Regions from separate parts of the Homo sapiens genome. Here region 2 is linked to region 1. Evidence: read pairs that join two places in POLR2A ChIA-PET (ENCODE). Cell type or tissue: endothelial cell of umbilical vein. All regions are shown on one strand. Links, peaks and the distances in the headings refer to the core of each region. The heading gives the core; the rest is flanking DNA.

Region 1 (15,567 bases), core at 2,787-10,786:
TTCCTGTTCACTACTGTGATGCAGGATTCCTGTTCTCACAGAAATATCAAAGATCTATCTTGGGCAGATAGCATCAAGAATGTAGCTGCTGCCAGCTTGGCTTGTATCTCAGGTGCCCTGCCTGCTTCCGCAGTAACAACAAGTGAGAAAGTTATTCTAGACTTGGCTCAGTTGTCTAAAGCCCATCCAACTTTTATCCAAACTTTTTTTTTTTTTTTTTTTGAGACAGGGTGTCACTCTGTTGCCCAGGCTGTGGAGTCCAGTGGCATGATTACAGCTCTCACCGCAGCCTTGACCTTCTGGGCTCAAGCGATCCTCCTGCCTCAGCCACCCAAGTAGCTGGGACTACAGCTGTGCACCACGATGCCCAGCTAATTTTTGTTATTTGATTTTTTTTTTTTTTTTTTTTTTGTAGAGACAGGGTTTTATCATGTTGGCTCGACTGGTCTTGAACTCCTGAGCTCAAGCAGTCTGCCTGCCCGCCTCGGCCTCTCAGAGTCATGGGATAAATGGGTATGAGCCACTACGCCTGGCCCTTTTTCCGAACTCTAAAAATTTATTCAGTAAATTTTTTTTTCTAGTGCCTAAGATGTGTCAGTACCTGATCTAAGAACTGGGGGATGAATCAGGCTCAGTTCCTATCATCAAAAAACTGGGGATGCAAACAAGGAAACACATAAACATAACACAATGAAGGAAGCCAGGGGATATACCTAATGCAGCCTGGGTATCATGGTAGGCCTTCTCTTAAAGTAGTCTTGTTTCTTTTGCCAGATACAGGATAGAATAAGGGTTCTGTTTGTTAAATGTTAAGATGTTCTGGGTTTCATGAGAGTCATTGATCTTTCTGAACCTGAAAATTATTATACTATGAGGTATTTGGTAATTTTGTTTTTTATTCTGCTGGATATCTGAATCAAGTTTATGACTGATGGCCATTTTGGCTATTCTAGATTTTTTTTTATGTTGAAATATAAGGCCAATGATTTACTGCTTTTGCTCTCATAGGTTTCCTAATGAGAGGCAGCAGGGGTATAGTCATTAAGAACCTGGGCTTTAGGCCAGGTGTGGTGGTTCACACCTGTAATCCCAGTGCTTTGGGAGGCTGAGATAGGAATATTACTTGAGGCCAGGAGTTTGAGACCAGCCTGGGCAACATAGCGAGACCCTGTCTCTACAAAAAATATATATATTTTTTTAATTAGCTGGGTGTGGTAGCATGTGCCTATAGTCCCAGCTACTCAGGAGGCTGAGGTGGGAGGATCATTTGAGCCCAGAAGTTCAAGGTTATAGTGAGCTATGATCATGCCACTGCACTTCAGCCTGAACAACAGAGTGAGACCTTGTCTCGAAACAAAACAAAAAAGTTAGGGGAAACCTGGGCTTTGAGGTCAGACAGATACAAATTTGCATCTTGGTTACACCACTCTGGCTGTTCTGAGGAAAATCAAATAGAAGAAGTGGGGAATGAGGTGTGAAGTTGGTTAGGAGACTGTTATAGTAAAGGAGAGTAATAATGGTAAACATAGACGAGGATGGCAACAGAGGAAGAGAGTCATTTTTTAATGTATTTTCGAGGTAGAACTGACAGGACTGGTTTATGGATTGGATGTTGGGAGAGAGACGGGGAAGGGCAGGAAGGGACTTAAGGATGACTTCTAGGTTTTTAGCCCAAGCAATTGGGTGAATGGTAGAAACAGAAAGAGGTAGATATGGGAGCAAATAAGGGGCAGAGAATCAGTTTTGTTTGGATAAACTCAAATGCTTATTACATATGTAAGTAGAAATGTTAAGTAGGCAGTTGTATATACTAGTTAGAAGAGGCTGAACTAGAGATAAATTGGAGAATCGTCATCACATAGTTAATATTTAAAAGTGAAAGATTGAATGTAAAGACCTAGGAACTTGATATTGATAGGAAAAAGATCCAAGACTGAGTCTTGGGATATTCCACAATATTTAGAGCTTGGGAAGAAGAGGAAGATCCAACAAAGAAACTGAAAAGGCACAGTTGATGAGATAAAAGGAAAACCAGGTGAGTATATTAAGTGTTTGTAGAAGGAGGGAGAGAATAACTGTGTCGGATGCTGCAGAGAGATCAAGTAAGATGAGGACCAAGAAATGACCATTGGAATTGGCATGATAGAGGTGACCTTGACAAAATAAATATCTGAAAATAAATGGGATATAAAAATCATATATAAGTTGGGGAAAGGATGAGAGGTGACAAAGTAGAGAAAGCAAGATAACTCTTTTGAGGAGCTTTGCTGTATAGGAGAGCAGAGAAATGGAGTAATAGGTAGTAGTGAATGTGGCATTGGGAATGTTTTTAAAGGCTGGATAATGGAGTATGCTTGTGACATCCACGAGAGAAAAAAAGTGACACAGAAGAGAGACAGGATAACTGAAAGAAAGAGTATCTTTTCAGAAGCAAGAGGGGATGGGAACTAGTGCCCAAGGTTGGCCTTGATAGGAATAGATATTTCATGTATTAAACAGGCATCAAGGCAGAGTATATTATTACAAGTATTGGTGAATTTGTGGATTCATTTGGTAGTTAAAAGATGAGGTAATAGTTCTGATTGCCTCGGTTTACCATTAAAGTAAGAAATCATGTCATTATCTGAGGAGAGGGGCTTTAAAATTTTGAATGATTTTTTAAACTAAGAAATGAGATTTAAAGAAGTGCTTTCTCCTAGTGGCTTGCTTCAGGCAGTGTTTCCAGTTCACCCTGGGAATGCAGTCATTTTGCTCTGCCTTAGTTGTACTTAGGTGGACAAATGTGAGAAGACTAATTTATTCAGATAGCCTAAGCCCTGTAGCACGGCACACAAGGCCCTGGAGAAGCTGGCGCCTGCCTTCCAATCCTATTCTGTCACGCTCCCCTTTTATCTCCTCCCTGCTTCTCCTTGCACCCAGTTCTCTAAAATCATTATCCTGCCGACTTTCACATCACAGCACCTTTGTACATAATGTGCCCTCTGCCTAGAATGCTCTAACCAACCTCTTTTATTTTCTGGTTAAACTTGTTATCTATACTCCTCAGTTTAGCTGTGACCTCTGGGGAGCTTTCTCTGACCTCCTCATTCATGTTCAAGTGCTTTCTTTGAACCTTGCCTCATTATATTAACATTATATGTGTCTTTTTCTCCCTACCGAATTATGTGCTTTTTGAATACAGGCCTGGCACCTAGTATCCTCTTGATAAATATCTGCAGAACTGAAATGGCTATGATGTTTTTACTTAATTTTTACTTATAAAACCATGTAGCCAGGTGAGTAATAGTGGCAATCTCTATAGTAAGAAACACTGGTGATCACTACTTTTTATTAGGTCTCACATAATCTGTAGAATTATTTATTTGATTCCAATGATGTGATACAATAGATACTGAATAACCTTCTCTCTTCCTTTCTTTTCTTTCCCAGTGTGAAGAGTGGCCAGATTCGAAATCTGGAGTCTGCCCGTGTCTCAATGGTTGGCCAAGTCAAACAGTAGGTCTTACTCTTCCCCCTTGGTCTGGTTAGAGGCGGAAACATGGTGAGGGAATTACAGATTGCTTCTTTTGTCTTACACCAATTCTACCATTCCGGTAAATGCCTTTATTATTTTAAATAATTTTAAAGGTGAGTTCAGTTGGGACAGACATAGATTTTCTTTCGCCTGCCTTCCTTTCTCTCCTTCCTTTCCTTCCCTTTCTTTTTTTTCCTCCTCATTTAATACTGGATTACCTTAGCAAAACTCTGCGTGTTAAAAAGCAAATCCCAGAGCATAGACATTACAAATTATGTTAACCTTAGTGATAGCAGCTGAGTTTCATTCTAGTAACAGTCTCCTTCTAAGCCAAACCTGGCTGTGAGGGAATTATAATAAAAAAGCTCTGGCATAGCCTGAGTGAAAGCCAGATTCTAAGAGTGAGCTAAGATTATTTAGCCCAATTGATCTTTCCTGATAGAATTACATGGCATTCTGGGTATTGCTGTATAGTCACAAAATAAACTTTAGATGAATTGAGAAAATGTTGCCCAACAGAACAGACAGAAGTTAGATGAAAATGATAATGGCTTTGAGTGCTTACTATTTGCCAGGCACTGTGCAAGGTATTTTATATGCACTGTCTCATTTTTAAAACCTTATATTATGGAAAAATTTTGCACATATAAAAGAAGAGTGATACAGTGGATGGACCCCAGTGTTCCCATTGTCCATTTTCAATGGTTATTAACCCATAACCATGTCTCATTTGTTTCATCTGTGCCCCTATGTATTTCCCCTAGTCACAAAATATTTTGAAGCAAATTCCAAACAAATATAATTTCCTCTGCAAGATTTTCATATGATCTAAAAATAAGGGCTCTTTAAACATCATCACGATGACATTATTACACGTAAAAAAATTGGCAATTCTTTAATATCATCAAATATCTAATCAATATTTACATTTCTGATTGTCTCATAAATAATTTTTTACAATTAAAGTCAAAATCAAAATAAGTAGATAGCAATTGGTTGATCCACCTCTCATGCATCTTTTAATCTAAGGTTCCACTTCTGTCTCCCTCTTTTTTTTGATTCCTTGCAATTTATTTCTTGAGGAAACCTTGTTTGCCCCATAGAATTTCCCATGATCTGGATTTGCTGATTGAATTCTCAGGCCATAATTTAACATATTCCTTTGTTCCTTATATTCTGTGTAAATAGTTAAATCTAGAAGCTTCATCGGGTTCAGGTGTTTTGTTTGCAAGAATACTTGATAGGTGATGTTGCGTACTGCCATCAGGAAGTACATAATGTCTGGTTGTCTTTTTTTTTTTTTTTTTTGAGACAGAGTCTCACTCTGTCGCCCAGGCTGGAGTGCAGTGGCGCGATCTCAGCTCACTGCAACCTCTGCCTCCCAGGTTCAAGCAATTCTCCTGCCTCAGCCTCCTGAGTAGCTGGGACTACAGGCATGTGCCACCATGCCCGGCTAATTTTTTATATTTTTAGTAGAGGTGGGGTTTCACTGTGTTAGCCAGGATGGTCTCTATCTCCTGACCTCATGATCCGCCCACCTCGGCCTCTCAAAGTGCTGGGATTACAGACGTGAGCCACCATGCCCAGCCAATTGTCTCTTTTTTTTTAATGTCAGGAGCCGTTGATGTTTATTACCTAGATTCATTAATTCATTTGCACTATCTCATTTAATCCCTACAATACCTCTTTAAGATAAGTATTGCTTTATAGATGAGGAAATAGAAGTTCAGAGAGGTAGTTTCCCAAGATCACATAGCTAGTGGATGACATAGCTGAGATTCAAACTCCTGTGTATTTGACTTCAAGGCCTATCTTATGGTTTTATGCCTAAAAGGGCAATTTCAGTAGAAATATCAGGCAGTCAAAATGCAAGACTTTGAATAACCTGTGAGACTGCCCACTTTTCAATTCCTAAATATTTTGAGACCTCAAATTTGTCTAATCAGTAGTAAAGCATTTTACATGGCATATATGCAGATAGTTGAGTGATTTTAAAATTTTATTTCCAGTGATGTTTTCTCTTAATAAGTAAACCTATGTGTAGGAGAGTGTGTATGTGCATGTGTATTAACTGTCACATAGATAGCTGGAACTTTCCTGCCCCTTATAATCCAGGTGAAATTGCCTTGAACCTCCTAATCCACAGGCTATAGAAATTCAAAGCATATGTTTCTTTGTTACACTGTTTTTTTTTTTTTTATCACATCTATACTGTATACTACATGTGAAACTTGGCACAAGTTTCATATAAAACACCTACTTAACAAAACATTTGTGAACTTACACTTCACTGAAGGTTTGGCAGAGAAGACAGAAAGGGAGAAGTTATCATTCTTAAAAATCTACCGCTGACTTTTGAATTTATCCCAGTCTCTTTTTATCTTGCTTGTTCTCTCTCCTTTTCCTTCTCTGTCTTTGTCAAGGGCAAAATAACAGATTGTTCTCTATCATACAGAGCAAACCTTGGCACTAGCTGTTGCCCAGGCCCTTGGGATTTTTTTACCTTCAGAGCTTGTCAATGTGTTTTTTCCATCAAGTTCTCTCTAAAGGAAGTATGGTACCAGCTGTTGATATAATAATAATTTTTCTACCAAAGAATATAATAAAAAGAGATGCAATTTTTAAGAGAAAAACAACAATGATAATTGGTTGGTTCAGATGGTTTCTGTCAGCTAATTAAAAAGTGAGGCCTTTTATCATTCTGTTTGAGCCTTGTTCTACTATAAGCAGGGTTCAGCAGAAAAGCACCATGTTTTGGAGTTAGTTGAGCCTGGATTTGCATCCCAGCCTTAACCACTTATGAGTTAGGTGATGCTGGACAATTTTCTTAACTCTTCAGGGCTACTTCATAGGATTGTTATGAAGATTATATAAGATTATGCCAATAAAACTCATGCCTGAGGAAGTGGTTGCTCCCTTTCTATGGGTCAGTATTGGTGCAAGAACTGGAAACCAGCCCTTGGAGAATAGTTATACATTGGCCATGATTTTCCACAGCCCTGGAAATGCACAATTCTATCCTCCTACCAGGATGATTGTTAAGTTTTAGCTAACATTTGATTATAAAAGGCCGTAAGTATGAGTATCTCTGAGATAATTTGTGTATTGGAAAGAGGTGTGTAATAGCACTTTTTTAAAAAAACCTAGGTGTGAAGGAATTACAAGTCCAGAAGGCTCAAAATCTATAGTGGAAGGAATCATAGAGGAAGAAGAAGAAGATGAGGAAGGAAGTGAGTCTATAAGCAAGAGGAAAAAGGAAGATGACATGGAGGTGGGTAAAAACATTCATTCTTGAAAAGATGCGGTATGGAATGGTTCAAACTGTGTGTGGGTGGGAAGGGGTGATAACATTGTTCTTTTTGTTTGCCATTAGGTATTTTAGGGAGCCAAGACACTATCATAAGAGATACTTAGCTTAACTATAAGATGTAAAGCACTGTTGATAGCTCTGACCAATTGGAACATAAAACTTACGCTATATACCCTCCCCTAAAACAGACTGCTTTCTCACCTGTTCTTCTGTTCCTGTGTTTCCTCCCATGAGAAAAATTCCATTTCCTACCAGTCTACTCTAAGCTCATCCAGATCTTTTTTTTTTTTTTTTTTTTTGAGACAGAGTCTTGCTCAGTCACCCAGGCTGGAGTACAATGGCGCGATCTCGGCTCACTGCAAGCTCCGCCTCCCGGGTTCACGCCATTCTCCTGCCTCAGCCTCCCATGTAGCTGGGACTACAGGCGCCCGCCACCACACCCAGCTAATTTTTTTTTGTTATTTTTAGTAGAGACGGGGTTTCACCGGGTTAGCCAGGATGGTCTCAATCTCCTGACCTCGTGATCCACCCGCCTTGGCCTCCCAAAGTGCTGGGATTACAGGCGTGAGCCACCATGCCCGGCCTAAGCTCATGCAGATTTTACCCTGTCCATCTGTCTTTCAAAGTTTTTCTCCTTGAGGAAGCTCTTTAATTTTCTTTCCATTTTTTTTTTTTTTTTTTTCGTTTGAGACTGGGTTTTGCTATGTTGCCCAGGCTGAATTCCTTGGCTCACGTGATCATCCCACCTCAGCCTCCCCAGTAGCTGTAGCTGGGACTACAGGTGCGTGCCACCACACCCAACTTCCCTGGGGAAGCTTTCTGACCTCAATTAGTATCACTGTCTTTCCAACACAGCACTGAAAGTCTGTATGACACACCTTAGCACTTTTTTTTTGAAGTTGTACATATTAAGTCATAGAACTGATTTTATAAGTCACACTCAGAAATACTATGGTCCTTTGCTAGTCATCTGTTGACTCATGTTGTCCTCTGTGCAAGAATTGTATTCCAAACAAACAAAAAATGTGTATTTTGTGGCAGAAACTGATGTTCTGCATGAATTTCCCTCTGCATTTAGCTCAGGGTTGTATAAATAGTGTTTTATGAGTACTTGCCAGGCAAGTAGTGGTAACAAGTGCTTTTTTCTTGAAAATGTTTAGTGCTCATGAACAGCAGACTAGGGATGGTTTCGATTATAAACATCTTACTAATGGCAGGTAATGAACATGTAATGACCTACTCCTTTGCATTTGGTGATGCTGCTGTTAGCAAGAAGGAGAATACATTTTTAAACAGTATTTTAAATTTGAGGATCTTCTTGCCATCTTTAAAACAGTGATCAGAAATGTAATACTTTGTACCTCTTTAGAGTTTACAAGGGTTTAAATAACGCATGGTCTGTTTGGTCCTCTGAACACCTTATGAGGTGTGGAGAGATCTTTTCTCCCATATTATGGTGTAGAATCTGAGGCTCAGAAGTTAAGAGACTTGCCCAAGGTAATCAAGAACGCATTTAGTAGATTTGAGACTCTTAATATAATCAATTGCTTTTTACCCATTATGTGCTAAGCACTATGCTGAATGCTTCACATTTATCATCTCTAATTCTCATTTTAGTTCTGCATTGTAGGTATTATCACCATTTTACAACTTAGGTACAGATACTTGCCCATGGTCACACATAAAAGTTAAAGCTAAAACACACCCAGATCCTCGATTTTTAATTCTAACTCATTTTTTCTTTGTATTTTTTTATAAGCCCAATTATGTGGTTTCATAAACTCCAGCAGTTCTGTTGAGAGGGTGAACTGAGGCACATTAAGGAGTGTCCATGAGAATTCACTCCCCATTTCTCCCCAACCCTCCCAGCTTAGGCAACCACTAATCTAATCTCTATAGATTTGCCTAATCTGGACATTAAATATAGATGGAACTATATAATATGTGGTCTTTTGTGACTGGCTTCTTTTCTCTTAAAATAAAATTATCAGGGTTCATCCATATTGTAGCACGTATCAAATACTTCATTTCTCTATATGGTTGAATAATGTGACATTGTATGGCTATACCACAGTTTTTAATCCATTCATCGCTTGATGGACATTTGGGTTGTTTCCACTTTTTGTCTATTATGAATAATACTTCTTTGAACATTTGTGTGCAACTTTTTGTGTGGATATAGGCTTTTATTATTTGTCTTGGGTACACAGCTGGGAGTGGAACTGATCGATCATATGGTAACTATATTTAACCTTTTGAGGAACTGACAGACCGTTTTCCAAAGCAGGTGCACCCTTTTACATTCGCACTTGCAGTGTATGCGTGTTCCAGTTTCTCAGTATCCTTGTCAGCACTTGTTATTTTCTCTCTTTTTGATTATAGCCATCCTAGTGTGTATGAAGTGATATCTGATTGTGGTTTTGATTTTCATTTTCCTAATGACTGCTGATATTGAGTTTCTTTTCATGTGCTTATTGTCCACTTATATATCTTCTTTGGAGAAATGTTTGTTAGATACGTTGCCCATTTTTTACTTGGGTTATTTGATTTTATTACTGAATTTTAAGAGTTCTATATATATTCTAGATACAGATCCCTAATTTGCAAATACTTTCTCCCATTCCATGGGTTGTCTTTTCACTTTCTTGATGGCATTCTTAGAAGTATAGACGTTTTTAATTTTGATGAAATTCAATTTATTTTTCTTTTTGTCCCTTGTACTTTTGGTATTATATCTAAGAAGTCTTTGCCTAAAAGTCATGAAGATTTATACCTATGTTTTCTTCTAAGAATTTTCTTGTTTTAGCTCTTACATTTAGGCCTATGTTCCATTTTGAGTTAATGTTTGTGTATGATATCAGGAATGGAACCAACTTCATTCTTTTGCATGTAGATACCCAATAAACAGCCTGTCCCAGCTCCATTTATTGAAAAGGCTCCTTTTTCCCCATTTAATTGTCTTGGCACCTTTGCTGAAAATCAATTGACTATAAATGTTAGATTTTATTTCTGAACTCTGAATTCTATTCTGTTGATCTATATGTCTGCCCTTATGCAAGTACCACACTGTCTTTGTTATTGTAGCTTTGTTGTATGTCTTGAAATCAGACAGTGTGTAAGTCCTCCAACTTTGTTCTTCTTTTTCAAGGTTATTGACATCCTATATATTTTTTAAAAATTTTAATACTTGTTTATGTGCCAGACCACGCTCCTGTTGTTTTACATACATGAGTATCTTTAGCTCATCCTTACAATTCTTTCAGATCTTGTGTTGCCAATTTCACAGCTAAGAAAACAGTCTGGGGTTGGGTGCAGTGGCTCATGTCTGTAATCTCAGCGCTTTGGGAGGCCGAGGTGGGTGGATCACGAGGTCAGGAGATTGAGACCATCCTGGCCAACATGGTGAAACCCCGTCTCTACTAAAAATACAAAAATTAGCTGGGCGTGGTGGCGTGCGTCTGTAGTCCCAGCTACTCGGGAGGCTGAGGCAGGAGAATCGCTTGAACCCGGGAGGCAGAGGTTGCAGTGAGCCGAGATTGTGCCACTGCACCCCAGCCTGGGCGACAGAGTGAGACTCTGTCTCAAAAAAAAAAAAAAAAAAAAAAAAACAGGCTGGAAGAAATTAAGTAACTTTCCCAAGGGACCCACAGTGATTAGTTAAGAATGGCTTTGGGACTTGCATTCAGTCAGATCTGACTGACACAAAGCGTTATGTTTTTAAACACTTTTCCAGTGAAACAATGGGAGATAATGCAAGGCCTGTGGTGGATGCCCTTGTGTGGAGAACTGCATCTCGCCCAGGTAAACATCCCAGGAAGATTGTTAGCCAACTTTCTGTTTCTCCCACCCAACAACAAGTGGATCTCATTATATCAGCCTGCTTTATTACCATTTTCACAGCATCTAATAGGCATCTAAACTAAACTTCATGATCCAGCTCTTTGGAGAAAGGATTTATTTCCAATAACCTAAATACAGAAGAAATCCTAATTCTGTCCAGAATTTTTTTTTTTGGTTTTGCAAATTTTAAGATTTGAGATGAACTGTTATATATATATATATTATAATGTTACTTTTTGGAGGTTTTCTTACCTTAAATTTGTCATTTCCCTGTGAAGTTCAGTGTGCATGTAGGAGGGGCTTGTGAGATTATGCCTTGTCTCTGACGGTGGAGCTGATCTCTTAGAAATGGCTCATAGTGTTGTGGGGAATAGGACAGGCTGAGGTTCCAGGTTGAAATGGCAGTAAGTGTTTCCTTTAAAGTGTCCTATCCCTGGTAAATATTAACAGTGGAGAATAGAATTAGTTCTTTAGTGAGAATATTTGAATCATAAGGTACCTTTGTATCTCCTTTTACTGATGGAAGACCAAGGCCCAAAGAAGGGAAGGGATCTGAGAAAATCAGTGGCAAAGATAGGACTAGAAGACCCAAGTTTCTTGATTTCCCATCTGGCGATCTTTTTCTTTTTCTTTTCCTTTCTTTCTTTCTTTTTTTTTTTTTTACTGTGATAAAAAACAAAAACAAAACAAAAAACAACCCATAAAATATGCCATCTTGGTAATTTTTAAGTGTACAGTTAATATTCACATTGTTGTGAAACATCTGAGATTTTATGCCTATTAAACAACAACTCCCCTTTTCTAAAACTCTTCCAAAGGCCCCTGGTTGCCACCATTCTACTTTCTATGAATTTGACTATTTTAGATACCTCATATAAGTGGGATCATATATTATATGTCTTTTTGTGACTGGCTTATGTCACTTGGCATAATGTCCTCAAAGTTCAGTCCCTATGCAGCATGTGATAGCATTTCTTTCCTTTTTATGGCTGAATTATATATGTATATACCACATTTCGTTTATTCATTCATCCATCAGTGGCCATTTGAGTTGCTTCCACCTCTTGGCTGTTATCCATAGTGCTGCTATGAACATGGGTTTGCAGATCCCTCTTTGAGATTCTGTTTTCAATTCTTTGGATATGTACCCAGAAGTGGGATTCCTGGATCATACAGTAGTTCTGTTTTTAATATTTTGAGGAACTGCCTTGATGTTTTTCTTATTGGTTGAACTATTTTACAACTCAGTACACAAGGGTTCCTTCCGAATTCTCCACATCCTCACCAACACTTATTTTTCTCTTTTTTGATAGTAGTCATCCTAATGGGGGTGAGGTGGTATCTCATTGTGGTGTTGCTGTGCATTTATTTATTGATTAGTGATGTTAAGCATCGTTTCATATGCTTATTGGCCACTTCTGTATCACCTCTAGAGAAATGTCTATTCAAGCCCTTTGACCATTTTTTAATCAGGTTACTCGATGTTTTTAGTTGCTGAATTGTAGGAGTCCTTTATATATTCTGAATATTAATCCATTATAAGATATATGATTTGCAAAGATTTTCTCCCATTCCATACACATAGTACCATTTGTCTATTTTTGCTTTTGTTCACTGCTTTTTGGTGTCATATCCAAGAAATCATTACCAAGTCTACTGTCCAGCTTTTCCTCCATGTTTTCTTCTAGGAGTTTTATAGTCTTAGTCTTACTAGGTCTTTAATCCATTTGAGTTAATTTTTGGATATGGGATAAGGCCCCAGCTTCACTTTGGAATATGCATATCTGTTTGGTTATCCCAGTACTGTTTGTTGAAGAGACTGTTCTTTCCCCATTGAGTGGTCTTGGCAGTCTTGTCAAAAATCATTTGACTATTTATGTGAAGGTTTATTTTTGGGCTCTCTATTCTATTCCACTGGTCTATTTGTCTTTACGGCAGTACTAAGCTGTTTCAATTACTGCAGCTTTGTAATTGGGGAGTGTGAGTTCTCCAATTTTGTTCTTCTTCAAAATTGTTTTGGCTAGTCAGTGTCTATGAGATTCCATATGAATTTTAAGGTGATTTTTTTTATTTCCTAAAAAAAAAAGCCATGGGAATTTTGATAGAGATTATATTGAATCTGTGGATTACTTTGGGTAGTATGGACATCTTAAGCATCCAGTGATCTTTAAGATAATATGTTACTATCTCATGTTCACTTTTAGATTTTCATATTGTGGTTGATTCAGTATATTTATTTCAATTATAATGTTTCAAATATTTCAATGGTACAGAAAAATATAGAGAATTATTTATTTTTTCAGCCAATATTTGATTGCATACTCTGTGCTTATCTACAATAAAGATTTAATAAATGTTGACATTTTGTCATATTTGTCTCATATTTCCTTTCAAAATTACTATTGCAGGAACATTATATCATTATCATAAAATATAAGAAAAAATGCTCTACTGACAAATCAACCTATTTTCAGTTTTCCTTTTTAGTACTTTACTATACCACATTTTTCCAGTAGTAATCCTAACTTAGATGACATGTTGTAATCTGTTTCTTGCTTATATTATAAGCATTTTTTCATACTGCAGTATGTTCTTTGTAGTTATTCTTTTGATGAAACATCCTTTTGCCAACCAAGTATAAGAAAGGCTTAATCTTGGCACTACCACTTACTAGCTTTGTGATCTTAAGAAAGTTTCCTAAATTCACAGAAACTAATAGCAATAAAAAGTAAACTTGTAATTATCTTAAAATGAATATTAACAGTGACCCATACAACAAGACTGTTGGAAGGATTGAATGTATATTAAAATGTCTAGGACTTAGTAGGTCCTTAATAAGTGCTAGTTTCCTTCCCTTTCCTTTTCCCAGGGATCTAGTTTTTAATCCTGTTCCTCCAGGGGTTGCCCTCGGAGACTCAGAACTTGCTCTTATTCCTCCAGACCAAGAAAGACCATCCATACACCTGGAGAATTGAACTGGCAAAAACAGAAAAATACTGGGACGGCTGGTTCCGAGGCTTATCCAATCTCTTTCTTAGTTGTCCCATTCCTAAATTGCTGCTCTTGGCTGGTAAGTGTATATGTGCATATATTAGTCAGCTCAGGCTGCCATAACCAAATATCATAGACTGAGTGGCTTAAACAACAGAAATTTATTTTCTCACAGTTCTGGAGGCTGGAAGTCTGAGATCAGGGTGCCAGCATGGTCAGGTTGTGGTGAGGGCTGTCTTCCTGGCTTGCCTTCTCTCTGTGCCCTCACATGGCCGAGAAAGAGTGAATGTGAGCTCTCTGGTGTCTCTTCTCTTAAGGATATTAATTAGGGACGTTCATCCTATCATGTCAGAGCTCTGCCCTCATGACCTGAGGTTACGTCCTTATAGGCCCTAGTTCCAAATACAGTCACATTGGGAATTGGGGCTTCAACATGAGTTTTAGGGGGACACAACTCAGTCCATAGCAGTGTTGGTATATTGTCATCTCAATATGACCTCATTAAAACTTCTCACCAAATGAGTAGTGACATCCAAAGTAGAGTACCTTCCTCATTCATCTATGCCTTTTCTCCTCCCCACACCCAGTCTCTAAACCTAACTAAGCATAAGCATTCATCTAAGCATAAAGGATGACCTAATTCTGGCCTGGCCTGTCTACTTGGTCAAGCTCAAGTCCTTCTTAGTCTAGAGCTAGATGCAGTGGTATAAGGATATTCTGATTATTATGAGAATTAAAATAGTAAAACCTTGTTTTCAGAACCAGTTTAACATAGTAATTATAGGGGAATCTCAACCTGAAAAGTTTTATCTGGTGGTGAGAGTATGCTCTGGGAGTTAGGATTGGTATAAACATGAATGGAGAATGTCATCATATTTAAAACTTTGTAACACTTTTTACTTAATACGTGAACAGCAAAATCTGTTTCACAATGAATTCTCTTGTTTTCTAGGTGTTGATAGATTGGATAAAGATCTGACCATTGGCCAGATGCAAGGTAAGTTATCAAGAAATTATACCCCTGGACCCTTTTCTGAAGAAAGGGTGATAGGGCAGTTAACATCCTGAGATAGTGAGGTATAACGGAGAAAGCATGAGCTTTAGAGTCCGACCCAAGTTGGACATCCGCCTCTACTCCTAACACACTATATGATTATGGGCAAGTATTTCCCTTTCCTGAGCTTTAATTTGTTTAAAAAAAAATCCATCCAAAAATGAAGATTATAATACTACTACCTATGTCTCAGTTATAAGAGTTAAAATGAGGCAATGTGTTTAAAAATTATAAAGTACTGTATAGGTGTATGATACTGTGAAAAGAGATATTCTGACTACTGATCAGTTTTTTGTTTGTGGGTTTTTTTTTTTTTTTTTTTTTTGAATTGGAGTCTCACTCTGTTGCCCAGGCTGGAGTGCGGTGGGACCAATCTCGGCTCACTGCAACCTCTACCTCCCAGGTTGAAGCAGTTCCGGGCCTCACCCACCCCAGTAGTGGGATTACAGGCATGCACCACCACGCCCAGCTAATTTTTGTATTTTTAGTAGAGATGGAGTTTCACCATTTTGGCCAGGCTGGTCTCAAGCTCCTGACCTCAAGTGATCCACCTGCCTTGGCCTCCCAGAGTGCGAAGATTATAGGTGTGAGCCACTGCAGCTGGCCAGTATTTTTCTTATTGTTAGAAGTTTTAGGAAAGGGAAAGGCTCAAGATAATCCAGATATAAAAAGGTATAAATACCTGTTTAGAAGACAGCATGGTAAGATGGTAAAAGTAAGGTCTCTGAAGTTCGGAAAACTGAGTTTTGAATACTGCTTTTCCAGTAATTTTTTGACTCTGGGCAAGTTATCTGACTTGCCTCAGCTTTAGTCTTCTTAATCTGGAAAATGAAAAAACTGATGGCAGCCTCAAACAGA
Region 2 (15,567 bases), core at 3,206-11,205, 91 kb after region 1:
AGGAACAGTGCATCAGTTCTGAGCCTAGGTGTCCAGAGGCCTTGCATGCTTTGGCTCTCTCTTTTGGGGCTCTGCCCAGGCACCCAGGGAACACCCTGGGCTAGCCTGCTGGAGTGTGAGAGATCATGTGCAGCAGTGCTCAGCCAACCCAGCCGAGGCCATCAGAAATTAGCCAGCACCCAGTCAACTTGGCAGCTGACCACCAACAGAGAAGTGGACTCACTCAAGACCAGAAGAAATATCCAGCTGACCTCAGTCAAAACTGCTAACCCACACAATAGTGAGATATATAAATAGCTGCCGTTTTAAGCCACTAAGTGTTGGGGTAATTTGTTTTGCAGCAAAAGTAGACTGATACAGAAATTGGTGTCCGAAAGTGAGATGTTAGGCCATTAACAATACCCTAAAATTTGTGACATTAGCTTTGAGATTGGGAGTGGTTGGAAACTGGGAAAATGGCAAGAGCAAACATATTGAAGTCTGGGGAAATGATGGGAAATTATTACTAGAGGCTGGAAAAACAGTAATCTGTGTTTCATAGTGGCACTTTGTAAAGACCTCTGCAAGAATTAAAGTGATGTCTAGTCGACCTCTAGACAAAAAAAAACCTTCTTGGAAACTTAAGAGTGAGATCCCACAGAAGCCCAATTCAAAAATACCAGTAATAAAATCTAGAGAGATGTCACAAAACAGTTGTGTCATTTGGAGTATGGAATAGACTGAAATTATTCAAACTACCAATTATTCAGCTACCAACATGGGCCACATCTTCAGAAGTAGCCAAGGAAGGTGACAGACAAGGAATATGTTCCAAAGGGTATAGTCAAGAGCCGCAGAGATCAGTGGAGCAGGAACCCCCTCCCAGGGAGTAAACTCTAGACCTGAGCAAGAAATACACCCTCTCCTGGGATAGTGAGACTTGTAAACCTTTGCCCAGCTGGAGTTCAGAATTGCTATGTGTCTCTCATTCTTCCCTTTTTAATTTTGTTTTGTTTTGTTTTTGTTTTTTGAGACAGAGTCTTGCTCTGTTGCCCAGGCTGGAGTGCAGTGGTGTGATCTCGGCTCACTGCAACCTCCCCCTCCCGGGCTCAAGTGATTCTCCTGCCTCAGCTGCCCAAGTAGCTGGGACTACAGGTGTGCTGCCCAATGCCTGGCTAATTTTTGTAATTTTAGTAGGTTGGTCTTGAACTCCTGTCCTCAAGTGATCTGCCTGCTTCAGCCTCCTAAAGTGCTGGGATTGTAGGCGTGAGCCACCGTGACCGGCGTTCTTCCCTTTTTTAAATGTAAGTGTCTATTGAGGATATCCTGCCTCCGTCTCAATGTACAGTAGGTATGCGGGAGGCAAATAACTTGTCTTTAATTCATCGGTGTCAGGATTAAGAAGAACAACATCCATAATGTCACATACAAACCTGATGTGAACCACAAGATCCTGGTCTTCAAGCCTGATGACATAATTGCAAGAGGTGTTTGGGGGTCTTGGAATGGTGGTAAGCATATTTTTCCTGTGGGAGCAATGTGAATAATTATGGTCAAAGAGTAAACTGTGGTAGATTACAAAATTTGCCACACTCTTTCCATCCTCCCTGAATTCATACTCTTTGAATTGTGACTTTGCAGCATCCCCCATCAAGAGGTGGAGGGAGACTATTTCTCCTCCCCTTAAACCTGAACTGACATCATGACATTTTTGGCCAATGGAATGCAGCAGAGAGATGGTACAAATTCTCTGTCTAAGCCTCAACATGCATCGCACATCTCAGCTCTTTTTTTTGAAGTCCTGTCCCACTACTCATATGAAATGACCTGAGCTAGCCTGCTGGAGGACAAGAGATCACATGGAATAGAGATGAGCCATCCCAGCGGAAGTTATTCTACATTATCCAGGAACCAGCCAATTTAGCAGCTGGCCTCAGACCCATGAATAAACTCAGCCAAGACCAGGTGAACAACTCACCTGGGCTTAGCACAAATGTTGACTTGCAGAATTATGAGCTATATAAATACTTGCTATTTTAAACCACTAAGTCTTTGGGGATAGTTTGTTATTTGGCAAAAGCTAACCAATTAAAATAAATTGAACCAATATAAGAGTCAAAGCACAAAATTGGATAGAGAAGTACTTAAAAGGAAAGGGAAATATGTGAGATAAATGAGAAAGAGTGCTGATCTTTGTTGTTCTAGGTGGTGGGTACCTGGGTGTTTGTTGTATCCTTCCCTCTAATTTTCTTTATTTAAAGTTTTTACCATTAATAAAACTAGATTAAATTATAACTTTAAAGTAAAAAGAATACAAGTTGGAGTTCCAAAAGGCTAAGATTCCATCTCCTGTCTGCACCCTAATTAGGTGATCATACTCATTTCCACAGCTTTTTTTTGTTTTTTTTGAGACGGAGTCTTGCTCTGTCACCCAGGCTGGAGTGCAGTGGCGTGATCTCGGCTCACTGCAAGCTCCACCTCCCAGGTTCACGTCATTCTCCTGCCTCAGCCTCCCGAGTAGCTGGGACTACAGGTGCCTGCCACCATGCCCGGCTAATTTTTTGTATTTTTTAGTAGAGACGGGGTTTCACCGTGTTAGCCAGGATGGTCTCGATCTCCTGATCTCGTGATCCGCCCGCCTCGGCCTCCCAAAATGGTGGGATTACAGGTGTGAGTCACCGTGTCCAGCCATTTCCACAGCTTTAAAGACTTTGGTATGTTGATAACTTCCAAATTTATATCTCTAGCTCAGACCTTTCTTCTGAGCTCCAGACTCATATTTCCAGTTGCCTACTTGATATTTACATTTGGATGTCTCTCAGGTGTCTCAACCATGACTTGTTTAAAATTGATCACTTAATCTTTCCCTCTGTTGTGGCCAGTCCCCAAGATAGCCCCCAGTGATCCCTGCCTCCGGGTACTCACACACTATGTCCCTTTCACACTGTAGGAGGATTGCAGGATTGCTATATGTTACCATAGACTTGTACAGAAATGACAGTGTGTGACTTCCAAGGCTAGGTCATAAAACACACTGTGGCCTGTGCCTTACTCTTTCTTTGGATCACTCACTCTGGAGGACGCCAGCTGCCTTGTCACGGAGACACTCAAGCAACCCTACAGAGAGGCCCATGTGGTAAGGAACTGAGGCCTCTTGCCAACAGCCATGTGAGTGGGCCATCTGCCCACTCTGGCTTTCCTTATTTAGCTCAGATTAGCCGAAGCCTGGATGGAAGCCATTCAGCAAGTCACAAGCAGCCTTCCCAGGCTTCCCAGGCTTCACTCAGATAGCCCCTCTGTCTGGAGTTGAATTTACATATATGCCATGTGCCCCTCCCCACGCCTTTGCTTATCACAGCCTACTTGCCTTTAAAAACCCAGTTCAAATTCCACTTTTTTTTCCCCTTTTTTATTTTGCCGAAGACTCATGATATTGCTTGGCTTGGTGCTAGGTGCTTGGTGCTGGGGGTACTGCACTGACTCAGCTGATTCCAGCTCTCAGGGGGCCCACAATTCACTGAGAGAGTCCAATCATTTCAGTCTGGTATGGGAAGTGCTGCAACAGAGGGGCAAATGGAGAAGGAGAGGTGGGGCCCTGCCAGCTTGGTTAGGGCCACAGTCAGGAAAGGCTTTTTGGAAGGGGTGGTGCTTGAGTGAGAGTAAAAGGAAGACCAATCTCTGGCAAAGTGAAGAGAAGTCCAGCAGTGTTGTCGGCTGAGGCCCCTCTGCCCCATCTGTTGTGCTGCCTGTCATCTCAGGTAGAAATCACACCTTTCTCTACTCCGGACTGATGCCAGCATTCCATGAGTATTAATTTCTGGACTTGGGTTTTTGAAAACAAAACCCAAGGAAGGGGAGGGGAACCCCAAACTGGTTATATAAGGAACAGCAGCTGAATTATGCATATTTAGACTGGGAGGTAGGGGGACTGAGTGAAAAGGAAATGGACTGTTTTTATAACACAGAGCTTCCAAGTGCAAAATGTAGGAGCTGCAGAAGGCAGAGGTCAGCTGAACACAAGAAAGAGCTCTCTACTGGCCTTTATTTAAAAGAGAATGAACTTGTTTTGGCCCGTTGTCCCTGGAGAGGTTCAAACATGTATCCCCACTGGAGGTCACATCATAGAAAATGGTGACAGTTAGGTAAGATGCCCTTTAAACTCCTTTCCAGTGGAAATTCTGTCGCACCACCATCATCCCTCGATGACTCCCGTCAGCTGCTGACTTTAGTCCAAGCTCCATGGAGCAGCACACAGAGCACTCCACCTCTCCACTCACATCCCTACCCACACCCACTCTCAAACTCCAAGAGCAACACCAAATCACTGGTGCTCTGCACACGTATGCCATGTTCAGTATTTAAAATACCCTCCCCTATCCCTTTGCCAGTGTTTATTCTCCAACACTCAGCACTAGCACTGTAGTGGATTTTTGTCACTTTTTTTTTGCACTATTATTTCCAATTTGGCAAATTAACTCCCCAACTGTGTCTCAATGGAAAGGTAACTAGTGTCCTGCCTCTTACTAGAAGTCAGGAGGAAGCTAAGGGAGTCATATCCTTCCTTTATCAGCCTCCAGTTGCAGCTAGGAGGCAGGCAAATGACAAAAATCCAGCCAACTGGGCCTTCTCTCAAGTTACTTTGAATCCAAAGTCATAAGGAATAGATAAAGGTGATTTTCTGGTGGTGTGGGGGCAGTAGCATGGTGTCCTTAACTGGTTGTTTAGGCAGTAACGTGGTTGTGTCTTTTTTCTTACTTTTTAGACTTCTGGAGTGCCCTTGTTTCTCATTTCCAGATTAATCAATATGTATTAAATGAATGAATGAAGCAGAGGGATAAAGGTCAAAGACTTAATCTAAAGCAAATTATGTGCAAGGTCGGACCACTTAATGATCAGAAATGGAGGTAAAGAGAGGGAAATAAAAATAAACAGGAGAATGGTCACAGCACTAACAGAAATGAGGGGAAGTGTTGGTTTAGGGAAGATAGAGAGGAAGGATAGCGAATACCAAATTTTTATTATAATCCCCCCTCCAAAACGTTTCCATTTATATACATACCAACTCTTCTCCTTTAGTGAGAACAAAAATAAAACCCTGCTCCCTCTCCCTCTCCCTCTCCCGTCTCCCACTTTCCACGGTCTCCCTCTGAGGCCCAGCCTAGGCTGGACTGTACTGCCGCCATCTCGGCTCACTGCAACCTCCCTGCCTGATTCTCCCGCCTCAGCCTGCCGAGTGCCTGGGATTGCAGGCGTGCGCCGCCACGCCTGACTGGTTTTTGTATTTTTTGGTGGAGACGGGGTTTCGCGGTGTTGGCCGGGCTGGTATCCAGCTCCTGACCGCGAGTGATCTGCCCGCCTGGGCCTCCCGAGGTGCCGGGATTGCAGACGGAGTCTCGCTTACTCAGTGCTCAATGTTGCCCAGGCTGGAGTGCAGTGGCGTGATCTCGGCTTGCTACAACATCCATCTCCCAGCCGCCTGCCTTGGCCTCCCAAAGTGCCGAGATTGCAGCCTCTGCCCTGCCGCCACCCAGTCTGGGAAGTGAGGAGCGTCTCTGCCTGGCTGCCCGTCTCTGGGATGTGAGGAGACCCTCTGCCTGGCCGCCCAGTCTGGGAAGTGAGGAGCGCCTCTTCCTGGCCGCCATCCCATCTAGGAAGTGAGGAGCGTCTCTGGCCGGCTGCCCATCGCCTGAGATGTGAGGAGTGCCTCGGCCAGGCCGTGAACCTGTCTGGGATCTGAGGAGTGTCTCTGCCTGACCGCCACCCCGTCTGGGAGGTGAGGAGCGTCTCTGCCCGGCCGCCCCATTGGGGAAGTGGGGGGCAGCCCCCGCCCGGCTGCCGCCCCGTCCGGGAGGTGGGGGGCGCCTCTGCCCAGCCGCCCCGTCTGGGAAGTGAGGAGCCCCTCTGCCCGGCCGCCACCCCGTCTGGGAGGTGTACCCAACAGCTCATCGAGAACGGGCCATGATGACGATGGCGGTTTTGTCGAGTAGAAAAGGGGGAAATGTGGGGAAAAGAAAGAGAGATCAGATTGTTACTGTGTCTGTGTAGAAAGAAGTAGACATGGGAGACTCCATTTTGCTCTGTACTAAGAAAAATTCTTCTGCCTTGGGTTGCTGTGAATCTATAAACTTACCCTCAACCCCGTGCTCTCTGAAACATGTGCTGTGTCCACTCAGGGTTAAATGGATTAAGGGCGGTGCAAGATGTGCTTTGTTAAACAGATGCTTGAAGGCAGCATGCTCCTTAAGAGTCATCACCACTCCCTAATCTCAAGTACCCAGGGACACAAACACTGCGGAAGGCTGCAGGGTCCTCTGCCTAGGAAAACCAGAGACCCTTGTTCACATGTTTATCTGCTGACCTTCCCTCCACTATTGTCCTATGACCCTGCCAAATCCCCCTCTCCGAGAAACACCCAAGAATGATCAATAAATACTAAAAAAAAAAAAAAAAAAAAAAAGTGTAATAGATATAATTTGGTGAACATTGTCAATTTTATAAAATTAAATCTTTTTCATTCAGTTATAATAAATAAATAAATAAATAAATAAATAAATAAATAAATAAAACCCTATTATTTTAGGTTGTGTTAGCTGCTTGGTCTCTTTACGTGGGTCTCAAGTCAATGGCCTTGCCCTTTACTTTCAGAGACTGTTACATTTAAAGAATGCATCAAATAGCACATACCCAGTGGCAGGAGAAATCGAAGATGATTTGGAGGTTTCAAACCAGGGAGATATACGGCCACTCAGGAAAAGCAGGAAGAAAATGTGGAGCTTGAGATTTCAGCAGGTATGTTGTGAGCAGAGATGACCCAACAGCAGCAACATGTCTCTAAAACAGGTGGTATCGCCACTGCATATTTCTCGTGCAACTCTGCGCATATGCAGAATCAAGGATTTGGTGTTTTTCTTCTTCAAGAAGAAACATGACATAGGTTCTTTCATCTGACAAACATTTATTGGGTACCTACTGAGGGCCATACACTGTTCCAGGCAGTGGTAAAGTAGTGAAAAAGCTATGCTCATGAAGACAGATAATACTACTACTTAAATTGATTTGTTCATTTGTTTATGTGCTATAAAGAACAATAAACTAGGGAAAGTGGTTAAGGACGGGGTCGGCATGGTTCTCAGAATATTCCATTTAGAAGCTGACAAAAGGACCTCGTAGAACATTCCTTTCAGTCATCTTCCCTTTGAGCCTGATCTGGGAAAGGCAGGCAACAGAGACCAGGACCACAGATTCATAAGAACCCTTGGAAACTCAGTCCTTCATCAGTATTGAAGCATAGATCTACGGTTATTACCGTGAGAGATTTCCAAACTTTAAACTTTTGTCTTATTATAGTAGCTGGCGCTAACATGGGCAAACAAATTAGATCAGCTTAAGGAGAGAAAAAGAAAAGAAAAATAAGAATGTTAATGTTAGTTCTCACATCTGGGACTTCTGATAAACCAATCAAGAAATATTTCCTGAGTACTAAGCCAGAATATTCATTTAGATGCAAAGTGGATTCTAGGGTATGTGATGTGTGTATTTCAAGAGTATTTCCTGTTTAGATAGCAAGCTTTATGAACTACACAGTATCTCAAATAAAAATTACACAGAAACTCATGCCTATGAAGAGACCTGTTTATTACTGATAACACTTCATTTGGCTAAAACCACAAGAAATCCACACACAAATACATAAAGTGCAAATTCTCACAGGCAGTACTTATAATACACCCTGGTGTTTTTGTAGGGAAAAATGAGAAGATGTTGACAGAAACTGTTAAAACAAGGGCACAATTTTGAACTACTGCTACACACTTTAGTCAGAAAAATAATTCATTCTTGACTGCATAAATTTTACCTGGCATATTCAATGAGGCATACAAAGAGTTTATTCTAGCCTAGAACAACAAGGCCTCACCATACATAGAAGCAGAGTCTTGCTTGAGTGGCTCTTGTAAGATACATGATGAATCATAACAGTGGACAAAAACATACCAAATAGGATCAAATTTGTTGTGACTCACTTGGAAGGTAGTGCTACTAGGCTCAAAATGACACTTAGACTAGTGATATTAAGTCTACATAGACACCATTTCTTTACCTTCCTGGCCAACACCTTGCTTTGAGTGTAAAATACCAGGCATTATATATAATTTCCACAGAGAGATATGCTTTGCTCTCTCCAAAGAAACTGAGTATTTAAGGGGATGTCTGCTTAATAAACATTACATTATAAAGTTCAGTGATGGGACTTCATTGAAAAAACTGAATTAGAAAATTCATTTTTTGATTGTTCCTTAAACTATTTGCTACTTTTAAAAAATCCCTTAATTCCTAGTATCAGCAATTAAACACTCTATAACAGGTACTGAACTAGGTGGTATGGATATGAAAAATAATAAACCACGATTCCTACTCTCGGGACTGAGCATCAGGTGGTCCTTTTTAGTCAAGGAATGCCAATAGTAACAAAACTGTTTCAGGTCAGTTTAGTTTGGCATTAATCCTTCTGAAGGTCAGATTCCAAGGGCAGGAAATAGTCTGGATATGTTCTATGTTTATATATCTTTTTTTTTTTTTTTTGAGATGGAGTTTCACTCTTGTTGCCCAGGCTGGAGTGCAACGGCGCGATCTTGGCTCACCACAACCTCCACCTCCTGGGTTCAAGTGATTCTCCTGCCTCAGCCTCCCGAGTAGCTGGGATTACAGGCATGTGCCACCACACCCGGCTAATTTTGTATTTTTAGTGGACACAGGGTTTCTCCATGTCGGTCAGGCTAGTCTCAATCTCCCGACCTCAGATGATCCACCTGCTTCGGCCTCCCAAAGTGCTAGGATTACAGGCATGAGCCACCGAGCCCGGCCTATGTTTATATATCTTGCACTACAGCCAGTGTGTGTAGCTCAAGGACTTGCCTCCACTGGGGGTGAGGGCACTGGGGGAGAAAACTGAGCAGCCACGTGATGAACATGGTGCTCCTTTGTGGTGGCATAAGTTTCAGTAAAGATTAAACATATCATTTTTATATTAAAAGTTTTATTATAAAGAATGCAAAATTCACTTACATTTTAAAGACAGAACACACTTCATGTCAGTGGTAGGCTGATTCTGATTTTGCTCTCAGAACCCCTTCCCCCTTCATCATGCCCCTCTGCTTTAGGGTTACGCTAGTGGAAAAATTTGAGCAGCAAACTCTAGGTATGTCACTTTGTCCCTATTTGGTCACTCTACACATTCTTATAGGTTCTCTTTTATAAGTACATAGTCTTGAATAAACAAAGAGGAAAGATGGTCTAATAAATATATAGTATGGTGAATACTTTAAGGTAACCAGTAGTCAACACTAACTTTGTTTCCAACTAGAATTAAATTCATGCTGTGCAAGGAGTCAGACAATGAGCAATTCTCATCTTACTATTTATACCTCTATGGCTTAGGGTAAGATGCTCTGAGGGACAAATGTGAATAAGATTTCCTTAGATCTTGTGCTTTGGCTCCCCAAGTACAAGGAAACCTGAAATAGAATGTTATGTCAATTGCCCATTCATTTTGGTTAGTACGACTCTTTCCTCATCAGTTTCTAGAACAATCTCAGATGACAAGTGAATTGTAAAAGGCCGTAATAAATTAACATATAGCAGTATGCAGACAGATCAAAACAGGTTATGAAATAGATTTAAAATTACTTCCTACAATAAGTCTTAAATATAATGACAACATTAACAAAATAACCAAAGGTCCATAGGCAAATGTAGTTTATGACTAAGCTTAAAGCATTCTGAATGAATACAGTTGAGATTTCTTATCAGTGAGGTAACAGGGCAATAGTCCTTCACAGTAACAAAATGTGCAAGGGTGCCTAGGAAAAGTGGGAGGTAGAGAGAAAAAGGCATAAAATTAAATGTATCCAAGTGAAGTTTGGATTTTTCAAGCATCACAAATATCAATGGAAAATGTGGAAAAAAGTACTGATAGCAGCAGCTCATAGAACAACTTATCCATTAAACTACAGCTAATATCCCTGTTGCATCAATTCCAGAAGCAACTTGCTTAAGAAATGGGAGGTCTATTTCCTATATAAAGACATTCCAAAGTATCCAATCTCTTAGAACCTCTCCATCTGCTAACGTATCTACATCAAAATAACAACATATATATTCAAAACGAAAACCTCAAATAACCTAAGCCACTATACATTCTTCAAGATGAACAAAATTTTGTTCAAGTCTCACTTAATTTGCCAGGTTAAATTAAAAATAACAGTGAAGCAGGAAAATTATTCATTGCACTTATGCATCAGTTACTCAAAACACACAAAAATTGTTTTGTGAGCTAAATTCTTCTAGATATGGAGTGAAACCCAAATGTTACTTTTAGTGCCCTTTATGACATTTTTGTTCTAACCTGAGTTTTTAAAAAAAATGTGCTGGAAAGAAGGACCCTTAAAAAGTCATCTGTATATCTCTTAATTTTTAAAATTTTTATTCCCTTAAAAATAAAAAAAAGATTTTGAATAGAAGATATTATGAAGATTTCTCAAGAAGTTCCTAAATCTTAAACTTTCCATGCTGTCTTTAAAAAAAAGATCCTTATTCCCTCTGGTTCTGTCTTCACTAGAGATGGAGAACACTATGGCATAGTATTTCTTACTTTGAACCCTTCAATAAAAGACTCAATAAAGCTTTATTAGCAAACTTAGCAAACTATCTCAACAGCTTTCTCCTCTCCAGAGTCAAACAATCTTTATTCCTTGAACTTTTTCTCAGAAGTCTTATTTTCTAATCTACATTTTCTTCCTTTTTATTTCTGCTCTACCTCTTCCTGAGTTCTCACATGATTCTGATACAACATCCTAGCAGGAACTGAATCCGTAAAAGGGATACTTTTTCTCACCTCCTAAACCTTGGCCTCATTTTAGTGATCACAATAAAGGAAAATGGTAGGTGCATACTCATCATAACAACAAATAAACACAAGTAAACAGGTGGGACACAGTTTATTCCCTACTGTTATGGTGTTACATTTGCCCTTCACGAGAAGCATTTCCCGTGTCTCTTTATATTGTTTGCTTATTTCTACTGTTTATTTCCAATGTATGCTTTGATCTTGCCCTACTAATTCTCTCCTTTTCTCCAAAGCTTTAGAAAATTCCAGTTTTGACTTTCATGCTCAATGAGAATGCAATCATTTTCACAATATTGTTCAAAAAGAAAAAGATAAACATTGTAGTGCCCGAGGCTGAGACCTCCTAGCCAGCACTTCTGTCTCTCCTGACCAGCTTGGGCTATCACTGAATTTATCCTGTTAGGCAAATGTGCACCTACTACATCAAGTTCATGTTAAGTATCATGCTCAGACAGACTCATGACAGGCTAGAATAAAATAATTCCCTCAATCGATACACTTCAGGAACATTTGTAAAATTTTGTTAACTTGAGAGAAGAACACTTCAATAACTTTTCACCTTAAGATGACTTAAATGTTGCATTATATTAAAGCACTCAAATAAAACTGTTTTCTTCATAATAGAATGACAGTCATGACATGGCTTTAGTAACTATGAATGAGCCGTTGATTCATTTTAGCTTCATTTTTGTTTATCAGTCACTGAAACACAGAACTAAACCAAATATACCTGTTTTTCATATATACAACATTATACCACTTTGCAGAATATATGCCATTTCCTAAATTACAATCTACATTCTTAAAAGCATATAAAACAAAAGATGTTTTACACATTTTAAAAATAAAACAAAAATTCTACACATATCTTCTCCAGTGCAAAGCCTTTGAAAACAAACTCATTGAGAAAAATGGTGCTCTACATTTAGCTAGCTGTCTATTATCTACAGTCATACAGTCATATAAGATCCAACAATAAGAAAGTAAGGAAGGAACAAATTAACAATAGTGGCAATACAATAGTTGGACAATTAGGTTTGGATTATATGAGCTCAACCAAATGTTAGCTGACAGCTGCAACAAACGAAACCATGATTTAAGGAACATTCTAATCAGTTCAAACTTTATATTATTATTTTATATGAAATAAATTCTCTAATTACAGTGCTATCTCCCATAAGCAATTTGTTTAGGTCTTGTTATTGTTATCTCCTAACTATACCCCATATGTATTCTGAGAACTATGTAGGACAAGATACATTTTAAGAAGATTAAACACAGCATTTCTTTTTCTCTCTCTCTCTCTTTTTTTTTTTTTTTTTGAGATAAGGTCTCACTCTGTCATCCAGGCTTCAGTGCGGCAGTGTGATCATAGTTCTGTAACTTAAACTCCTGGCCTCAAGCAATCCTCCTGCCTCAGCCTCCCAAAGCGCTGGTATTACAGATGTGAGCCACCAAGCCCAGCCTAAACAGCATTTCTCTATTAAACCTTTTCAGAAGACTGCATGATTAGCCAAAAGTGACTTTTTTTTTTTTTGAGATGGAGTCTCCCTCTGTTGCCCAGGCTGGAGTGTAGTGGCGTGATTTCGGCTCACTGCAATCTCAGCCTCCTAGGTTCAAGCAATTCTCCTGCCTCAGCCTCCCGAGTAGCTGGGACTACAGGTGCCCACCACCACACCCGGCTAATTTTTGTATTTTTAGTAGAGACAGGGTTTCACCATATTGGCCAGGCTAGTCTCAAACTCCTGACATTGTGATCCACCTGCCTCAGCCTCCCAAAGTGCTGGGATTACAGGCGTGAGCCACTGCGCCCAGCCCAAAAGTGACTTTTTGTAAAAAATTATTTTCTACACTAAAAGAAGATAAATAATAGTCATGCAATCAGAAATTCTACAGAAGTCAGCAAGATGTTAGAATAAACTGGACCTCTGTTTTAAAACATGTAGTTTTAGTATTTCATAATACTTAAAATTTGGATGTTTTATTCTTAGTAAAATTAACATTACTTCATAAAATAAAAGAATAAATCTACTTACAAAAATGTAATTCAAAAGTTAGACTGTCAAATAAATTCAGAGCTCCTTTCTCAGTTCAGATTTTTTTCTGTAATAAAAGGTTTGATAAATGACACAATTCTAATATGAAGATCCTTAACTACATTAAGCTTGCTTTTATTAAGATCTTTATTTATATTCCTAAGATTTTAAAATCAGCAAACTCACTTGATATAGAGGAAGCACCTACAGATTTTGGAAGATTTTCCTTAGCTATCTGCAAATTGACTGATTAAATTATGGTAAATGCAGGAACACTGTTTTTTCTGTTCACACCAGACCCTGAGAAGGCACTGAGAAATTTGATAAGAACAAAGCCAATAGGAGTGTTGCCACTATTGTTTTATGTTCAGTAAACATCAGAATTTTAAATACATACAGTAAATTTATACTGCACCAAGGGCACCTGAAACAGACATGCCAAAACCACACACTGTAACATCTGTTCTAAACTACAGAAATGCTAAATATCCTATTTCAAATACTCTAATTTGTAAATTAATACCTGTGATGTCACAATGACACTTTTTCATAACAATCAAGGAAAGTACCATTTTCTTGCCAATTTTATGGACTAATTTCCTTAACTAACCCTACAATTATATAACATTTACCTGTCTTTTTTTTTTTCTTTTACCATGCTATACACAATTACGAGATACAGAACTAGGCTTAATCACACTATAATAAGAAAACTCACTTTTGAATTGTGATGTTTCTGTTAACGGAAGGACAATACGTTACTATAATACTTTTAGTGTAATAACTTTTGTTTGAATTATGAAAAAATTTGAATCATTTCCCTCTAGACCATTTCATTTCAAACTTATACTTTGTTTAGTCTAGCCAGTTGACCAAAAAGAAAGAAAATAAAAGGAAAAAGATACTCGGCCAGATGAGATAGAGAGAGAATGCTAACACAAGGTTCAATGTATGCAGTTCTCGGTTGCTCTGTTCCATATGCCCACACAGTGTCATGACATATTGGTGTACCCCTAAACAGAACGCCAGATCAGTCCATTCTTACTAGGCTGAAGAAAATTCTCTATCAGAGCATCAATGAGTTTCTTCAGTTCTTCCTCCAGTAAAGCAGTGTCACTGAGGAAAAGATGAAGAGTTTTGGAATTATTTATTTTCATAGGCTTAAAATTTATTTAAATTAGTGTGATTTTTTAAGAGGTCCTGATGGAGTCATTAAACAATTGGTAAACAAAAGAGAAATTCACTTGGTTAAAACAAAACAAGACCAAAAAAAAAAATTACACACAAAGAAAACACTGCTATCACAAACTGAAGGTGAACTGCATTAATAGGAGTTCCTTGGCACATGATAAACAGAGGAGTGATGGTGTATCTAAAGAATTCTCCTGGGTCAGGAGAATGAGGTTCTAATGGCTTTGAACACAAATACCAGGTGTTAGGAGAAAATGGCTTCCTGAAATACTTTGAAAAATATTCAGTACAGATGTTATGGAATGATATATCTTTCAGGTAGCAGAAGGAGGTGTGACTAAAATAACGTGATGTTTAAAAAAATAAATGTGCACTTAAAAGAAGGCCCTTGAAAGTCATCACTGAGGTGCTGCCGTTGCCCAGAACATTTCGAGGCAAGCCTCTTTTAAACTGCCTTTACAGTCATTTTAAAAGCTACACAACAAATCAGTTCTTATTACTTTAATAATCTTCCTTCATTTTCAACCAGATGTAGCATTACCCAATTTGGTTTACTTTAGATTCTACTTTGAATGACTTCGGGGGCTCTTTATCCCCCCCAAAGGAAATGAAATCTATCCTTAAATGCAAAGATTTGGGGAAATACAAAATAGTATAGCTTGGTTGGACTCTGAAAGCAATTCTAAAAAATCTCCTTCCCAAATATATATTGAGCAATTACAATATTATAGGAGACAGTACTTTTAATACATTTAAGTAGCCTTTGAATATGTTTATGAAATTCACTTAGTCACAATTCATCCTCTTAAAAGGAAATGAACTGAACAGATTATGTCAAGTCATATTAGACATAGAAAATGGATATTTGGCAATAAACAAATTATTTGATGATAATTTCCTTATGTTAATCACATAATACTTAAAGCTCAGAGAATCTTTCCAAGAATAGAAATTCAATACAATTTTAAAATTCAATTCCCAAATGATGTAGCTGCTTTAAAAAATGGTCTGGCAGTTCCTCAAAAGGTTAAACACAGAGCTACCATATGACCCAGCAGTTCACTCCTAGGTATATACCTAAGAGAAATGAAAACATACATTCACACAAAAACCTGTATGTAAATGTTCATAACAGTATTCAAAACAGCCAAAGAGTGCAAATAATCTGAATGTCCATCAAATGATCAATGGATTAAAAAGCATGGCATAGCCATGCAATGGAATATTGTTGGGCCATAAAAAACAAAACTTTAAAAAAAGGAATAAATTCATGCTACAACTGAATCATGGTGGAACCTAGAAACCATTATACTAAGTAAAAGACGGCAGTCACAAAGGCCCACATATTGTATGATTCCATTTATATGAAATGCCCAGAAAAGAAGCAAATCTATAGAGAAAGACAGTAGATTGGGGTTGCTGAGGGCCGTAAAGGAGGGAAATGGGAAGTGATTTCTC

The links. ChIA-PET counts read pairs that join two places held together with the same protein. Peaks named below come from ENCODE experiments on the same cell type or tissue, not always from the same donor. Only the 100,000 strongest peaks of a DNase experiment are listed, where the experiment ranks them.
Region 2: POLR2A ChIA-PET joins it to region 1 with 10 read pairs; 4 of 35 experiments call an interaction of 5 or more read pairs at or near these places.

The regions. Positions count from the first base shown.
Region 1 is chr11:74,232,472-74,248,038 of GRCh38, forward strand. It overlaps PPME1 (protein phosphatase methylesterase 1), which reads left to right. Exons shown (of 14, transcript NM_016147.3): 8 at 3,430-3,495; 9 at 6,662-6,785; 10 at 13,605-13,734; 11 at 14,608-14,652. Among named protein-coding and RNA genes, the nearest start is that of PPME1, 69 kb to the left of the region's middle. In endothelial cell of umbilical vein, for the core only: no CTCF peak of the experiment used is centred there; no DNase peak of the experiment used is centred there.
Region 2 is chr11:74,322,721-74,338,287 of GRCh38, forward strand. PGM2L1 (phosphoglucomutase 2 like 1) reads right to left here. Exons shown (of 14, transcript NM_173582.6): 14 at 7,596-14,034. The coding sequence ends at 13,932. It overlaps LOC112268078 (a long non-coding RNA gene), which reads left to right and starts at 5,583. Exons shown (of 3, transcript XR_002957258.2): 1 at 5,583-5,752; 2 at 6,625-6,768. It overlaps P4HA3-AS1 (P4HA3 antisense RNA 1), which reads left to right. Exons shown (of 7, transcript NR_120556.1): 5 at 1-1,283; 6 at 1,375-1,490; 7 at 1,621-1,985. In endothelial cell of umbilical vein, for the core only: no CTCF peak of the experiment used is centred there; DNase peaks (open chromatin) are centred at 4,181, 4,551, 7,541, 8,441 and 1 weaker place; H3K27ac peaks cover 2,925 bases.